Linked DNA regions of Homo sapiens: region 2 is linked to region 1. Evidence: read pairs that join two places in POLR2A ChIA-PET (ENCODE). Cell type or tissue: B cell. All regions are shown on one strand. Links, peaks and the distances in the headings refer to the core of each region. The heading gives the core; the rest is flanking DNA.

What was found. Peaks named below come from ENCODE experiments on the same cell type or tissue, not always from the same donor. Only the 100,000 strongest peaks of a DNase experiment are listed, where the experiment ranks them.
Region 2: POLR2A ChIA-PET joins it to region 1 with 7 read pairs; 8 of 35 experiments call an interaction of 5 or more read pairs at or near these places.

The regions. Positions count from the first base shown.
Region 1 is chr10:74,181,397-74,184,315 of GRCh38, forward strand. The region is part of intron 1 of ADK (adenosine kinase); the gene reads left to right. Among named protein-coding and RNA genes, the nearest start is that of ADK, 32 kb to the left of the region's middle. In B cell, for the core only: no CTCF peak of the experiment used is centred there; no DNase peak of the experiment used is centred there; H3K27ac peaks cover 674 bases.
Region 2 is chr10:74,121,740-74,124,658 of GRCh38, forward strand. AP3M1 (adaptor related protein complex 3 subunit mu 1) reads right to left here. Exons shown (of 9, transcript NM_012095.6): 8 at 2,641-2,785; 9 at 1-2,171. The coding sequence ends at 2,071. Among named protein-coding and RNA genes, the nearest start is that of AP3M1, 28 kb to the right of the region's middle. In B cell, for the core only: no CTCF peak of the experiment used is centred there; no DNase peak of the experiment used is centred there; H3K27ac peaks cover 691 bases.

The sequences.
Region 1 (2,919 bases), core at 122-2,621:
CCTCTGAAACCAGATATCCTTGGGGAACAACTTATATCCTTTGTTATGTATATCAGATTCCTACTGGTCTTCATTTGGGAAATGATAGAACATATTTGATAAATTGATGCTTTTGTCATTTTAAATTGGCCCAATAGTTAAGTTGGCGCCTGAGTTAAGTTCAGGAGACAGAGGAAGATGCAGAATGTCAGGATTCAAAGAGGATCTTAGCATTTTACTTTTTTTCCTTTTCTATACTGGATCTTGTGTCCAAAGTAAAGTGAAATGTCCTACTTAGACCTAGTGGTAGAGCCTAAGATAGAATTTAGACCTTCTGACTCCTAATTTATGTATTTTTCACTGAGCAACACTATTTCAAAATTCCCCTCTGAATATTGCCTTGTTTTCCTAACATCAGTGTCTAGTCTGGTTTTGGGCATCGCTTACAGCTTGGGTTTGCGCCAGGGAAGACTAGGAAATGGAGTTGGGGAATATTTGTTGTAGAGCTAATGAGCCCTATTCTTTGGTCTGCCCAGATAGGTCAGGTTTGGTCTAAAACTATTCTGGGACTCTGGACATCACTGTGCCCTACATGATGATTCTGGAACCCACTTTTGTGGGTTAAGCCTACATTGGAAAATTTATGTGGGCAGTGGGTGGGGTCGTGGGGTATTTTCCTTCTAACACTCGAAACTTTTTGAGGTATGTCCAATAGAATCTGCCAAGCCACTCAGAACATTCATATGGAGACTAAAATCTGGCTAAGATTGAAACTGTCTTTGTTGAGTTGGTTTCTTTAGAGCCTTAAAGTTTTCAAACTCATTTTTACCTGTGTTTTTAAAATACGAATTGTAAATTCACATTACTGCACAATTTTTTTTATGCTGTGGGATGTTTTTAGAGAGGTAAGTGAGCTTTTAAACTAAAATTGTTTCATTTATGGAATATTTTGAAGAAGTAAAACAGAAATCTTTTTATTTATTTATTTATTTATTTATTTATTTATTTTTGAGACACAGTTATACTCTTATTGCCCAGGCTGGAGTGCAATGGCACAATATCTGCTCACTGCAACCTCCGCCTCCCGGGTTCAAGCAATTATCCTCTCTCAGCCTCCTGAGTAGCTGGAATTACAGGCACATGCCACCATGCCCGGCTAATTTTTGTATTTTTAGTAGAGATGGGGTTTCATCGTATTGGTCAGGCTGGCCTCGAACTTCTGACCTCAGGTGATTCTCCTGCCTTGGCCTCCCAAAGTGCTCACAGGCATGAGCTACCGTGCCGGCCAGGAATCTTTTATGTGCAACGTTGTCAGCTGTTAATGCTCCTATTTATGAATAGGTCACCTTTGTTTGAAAAAAGCGTACAAGGTTTTCTAACTCCAAATCTTTCCAGCCACAATATTGCTACGTTAAGCAGAACTGTCAAAGATAAAACTTGAACCAAAGTGATTTTCTAGACTGTTTGAATGTTAACCCTTTCCTGCAATATTGGTTAACAGTCACGTCTCCCTACCTCTTCATACCTCCTTGGTTTTATTTTATTATTTTTATTTTTTGAGGCACGGTCTTGCCCTGTTGCCCTTGCTGGAGTGTGGTGGCATGAACACAGTTCACTGCAACGTCAACCTCTGGGCTTAAGTGATCCTACCACCTCAGCCTCCTGAGCAGCTGGGAGTAGTCCCACTTGTAGTCCCTACAGTCCCACCTGTAGTCCTGTAGTCCCACCTTTGTATTTTTTGTAGAGATGGGGTTTAACCATATTGTCCAGGCTGGCTTTGAACTCCTGAGCTCAAGTGATCCACCTGCTTTGACCTCACAAAGTGCTGGGCCTCCCAAAATGCTGGGATTACAGGCATGAGCCGCTGTGCCCAGCCACATCCTTGGTTTTAAATTGTTATTTAAAAAATACTGTTGCTGGGCACGGTGGCACATGCCTATAATCTCAGCACTCCGGGAGGCCGAGGTGGGAGGATCACTTTGAGGCCAGGAGTTCAAGGCCAGCCTGGGCAATATGATAAAACCCCGTCTCTACAAAAAATACGAAAATTTGCAGGGTATGATGGTATTGTGCCTGTAGTCCCAGCTACTTCAGAAGCTGAGTCAGGAGGATCCCTTGATCCTGTAATGAAATATACTATTTTTTTTTTTTTGAGATGGAGTTTTGCTCTTGCTGCCCAGGCTGGAGTGCAGTGGCGCCATCTTGGCTCACCGCAACCTCCACTTCCCAGGTTCAAGCAATTCACCTGACACAGCCTCCCTAGTAGCTGGGATTACAAGCGTGTGCCACCACACCTGGCTGATTTTGCATTTTTAGTAGAGATGGGGTTTCTCCATGTTGGTCAGGCTGGTCTCGAACCCAGCCTCAGCTTACCCACCCACCTCGGCCTCCCAAAGTGCTGGGATTATAGGCACAAGCCACCACGCCTGGCCATGAAATATACTACTAATAAAATAAAATACTGTGATAAAACATAAATAAACATTTTTATTTTTTACTTTTTACTTTTTTAGCTGGCATTCTGGTCTGAGATTATTTTATTTTATTTTTATTTTATTCGAGACAGAGTCTCGCTCTGTCACCCAGGCTGGAGTGCAGTGGCACAATCTCAGCTCACCGCAACCTCCGCCTCCCGGATTCAAGCAATTCTCCCTGCCTCAGCCTCCCGAGTAGCTGGGATTACAGGTGCCCACCACCACGCCCTGCCAATTTTTGTATTTTTAGTAGAGACGGGGTTTCACAATGTTGGCAAGGCTGGTCTTGAACTCCTGACCTCAGGTGATCCACCCACCTTGGCCTCCCAAAATGCTGGGACTACAGGTGTGAGCCACTGTGCCCGGCAGAGATTTTTATTTTTTAAATGGCAAAGCTAGGTTATGAACAGGATGACCATATGTTCCAGTTTGCCCAGGACAATTCTGGATCATGCCTGTTATCCTG
Region 2 (2,919 bases), core at 316-2,815, 59 kb before region 1:
TAGTAGACCTAAAAAAAATCAACTTGTTGCTTTCATCTTTTTATTGATAGCACAGCCAGAGCTACCAAAATGATTTACTGGATTCTAGCAAATTAATAAATACAGTAATTTGATTGTAAAAGGAAACATTCTACTTGGACATTTTAGTAGAAATTGCTAGAGGGAAGGAGCTCCTGGCGTACATTCTACTTGGATAGAAGAGAAGATAGCACAGGAGGAGAACTGGACAGTCCAGGTATAGATTGTTGAGATTAGGGATTCAGCAGAAAGCAAAGCAAATGTTCTCATTGTTCTTTTGAGGTACGAACTCTGAAGAGTCAAGACATTAAAAATAAAAAGCAATTGAACCGGGTAGCCAAACTTAGGCAAAAGGAATAAATATTTGGCAACATTTTGACTTTAACTGCCAATCTGAGATTAGTTTCTTCAGAAATTTGGAAGCTGCAAAACGTTGCCTTTCTTATTCCATGAAAGGCAGGGCAGGCAAAGGTAAGAAAACTGCTGAGTGGGCTCCTTGTACCAGCACCAACCAGCAGCCCTTGACAGCATAGATGGGATGAGTGTAAGGGCTATCCTTAGCATAAGGGAAAGACGGTTATAAGCTGAGAAGATTGAAAGAAGAATGGAGCCACAAAGAGAATAGCATAAATAACAAGAAGGAAACATGAAGAACAAGCACTTAAGATATTAACTTTCAGTCTTTCTCCATTTCTTGATGTCTAATGAGGCAAAATAACTGGGCAAGGACCACCAAGATGAAGAAGTTAAATAAAATGTCACAATGAAATTGAGTGCAATAATACAACTGTTGACTGACTTTCCAAAACCACGGTGATCGGTAGAGTATCATCAATGTTACCGAGGATTTTGTTTCTGCCTCATTATAACTCACTTCCATGTATTTTGTCAGTATAGTACGTATATTTAAGCACTCCAGTGACAATTATGACAATAGTTTCTGGAAGAAATCTATGACTATAGCTTTGGGAAGCACACAATATGAAAAGGGAATTTCCCCTAAAGACAAGGAATGCAGACAAATTCAAACCCTTAAGAACAACAACAAAAAAGATTTAAAAAGACTGATGACTGTGAGGCAGGCACATTTTCCTCCTTTTGCTGAACTGGGGCATGAGGCATTTAGGTTAACCATGGCTTAACTGGTGTTGGGTAAGCTTTATATTATAAAACATGAAGATGGCAAAGGTTTCACTTAAGTTTTTCTTTTACTACTTTAATTTGCTTAAAAGCACAAATGCTTGTGCTTGCAGTAACTTCCTAAAAGCAGAAGTAATGTTCCCTTTTACTACCTTAATAAAGCATTTGCCCCTTTGATACAAATGATTTTTTTACTGTGCTAACAGCTGAACCAGTGGCACAAAATTGAGATGGTATTTACTGCAGCAAGGTCCCTGTAAATCAAATTCTAAGCTTTACATAAAAATCTTATTTATAAAAAATACAATACCAAGTACAGTGAGAATGGAGCATGGAGCAGCAGTGCTCCCTGCCAGGGCCATGTGGAAGTGGCTTTTGCTACAGTGCTTGCTTAATGGCACAAGTGAAAAGCTGAATAAGGCAAACACTTGAAGAGGCAGTTTTCTGTAAACTTCTGGGGGTGGGGGGAATTTCCTCTCGGGACAGATACTGGTTTGGGATGGCTAAGATCAGAAGGTGTGATATTTGGCTGCACCTGACACATCACAGATTTAAGATAGCTTCTGCTGGATGAGACCAGTTAACTCTTTTAGGAGAGAGGTTATCACTACAGCTTTCTGCCTTTACTGTTACAATGTGCAGCCGCCAGATGGTATCCTCCTATGGAAAAAAATCACCTCCAAAATCTTCCTAAGTGAAAAGATACAAAATAAGCTAAGTCACTAAAAGGTTTCCTTAGCTTAAAGCTCCTTAAGAATCCTACATTGATAACTAAGTAACTTTGTTAGCGGTGTGTAGCTAGACACAAATGCTTTAACTAGAATATGTATTCCCACTCACTTGGTACCTAATAGTGATACATCGTAATGACACTTGGAAAACAAACTGGTCCTGAGGAATTTTGGCCTCTTCTCATGTCCTCACTTGGAACTTTCCAGCTTTCGTGACGTATTTGACTCCTTTAAATGGCTTATATTTCTCCCCATACATGTCCAAACGGTTTACTTTTAAGCCTGTATCAAAAAGAATGAAAAAGAATAAATTATCATCATCCCAACCAATATAATGTTAGCAATGAGCGCTATATGGTAAATCTGACATTAACCAGTGTCCCTTCCACCATTTGGAAGAAATGTCTCTTCTATCATTTACAAATTATTGCACTTTGATGGTATGGTTTTGGTTAAGATTCCCACACAGGCAGGGAATGTCTGTGAAGTATAATTCTACTTTCTGTGAATATGAATAACTCTCTTTTTGGTGCTTAAATGAGGGCGGAGGTGAGGGGAAGCTGTTTGAAATAAGGTGCTCTGAAAAATCATTTGGTCGGTGCCTGTGAGACTGCCCCACCAAGCACAGTATAAAAGGCAAATGGGCTACTGCTCTTTCTAGAGAAGGAAACTTTTGTTACTCTTCTAAATGCCTAATAAATGAGCTTGCAAAACTCAATTACCCTTAACTACAAGTCAACCTTATCCTTACCTGAAATAGCAAGCTGCTGGATCTTAAACTGTATGTTGAGGCTCGGATTCTCTTCTGGTTTGGGGGCTCCAGACTGTAAATTTACCAGTCCTTTAAGACTTGGGAGCTTTTGTGGAGTAATTTTTCCCACATCCCATGTTAGTACCTTAAAAAGACAAAAAATGAAAAACAAATAGAACCATTTATTAAAGACAAACCCTCAAAAACAAAGTTCAAAGATATCATAAACTTCTGTACAAACTGAAGTGCAGTCTCTTGAAAACAAGAGATCTGGCATCT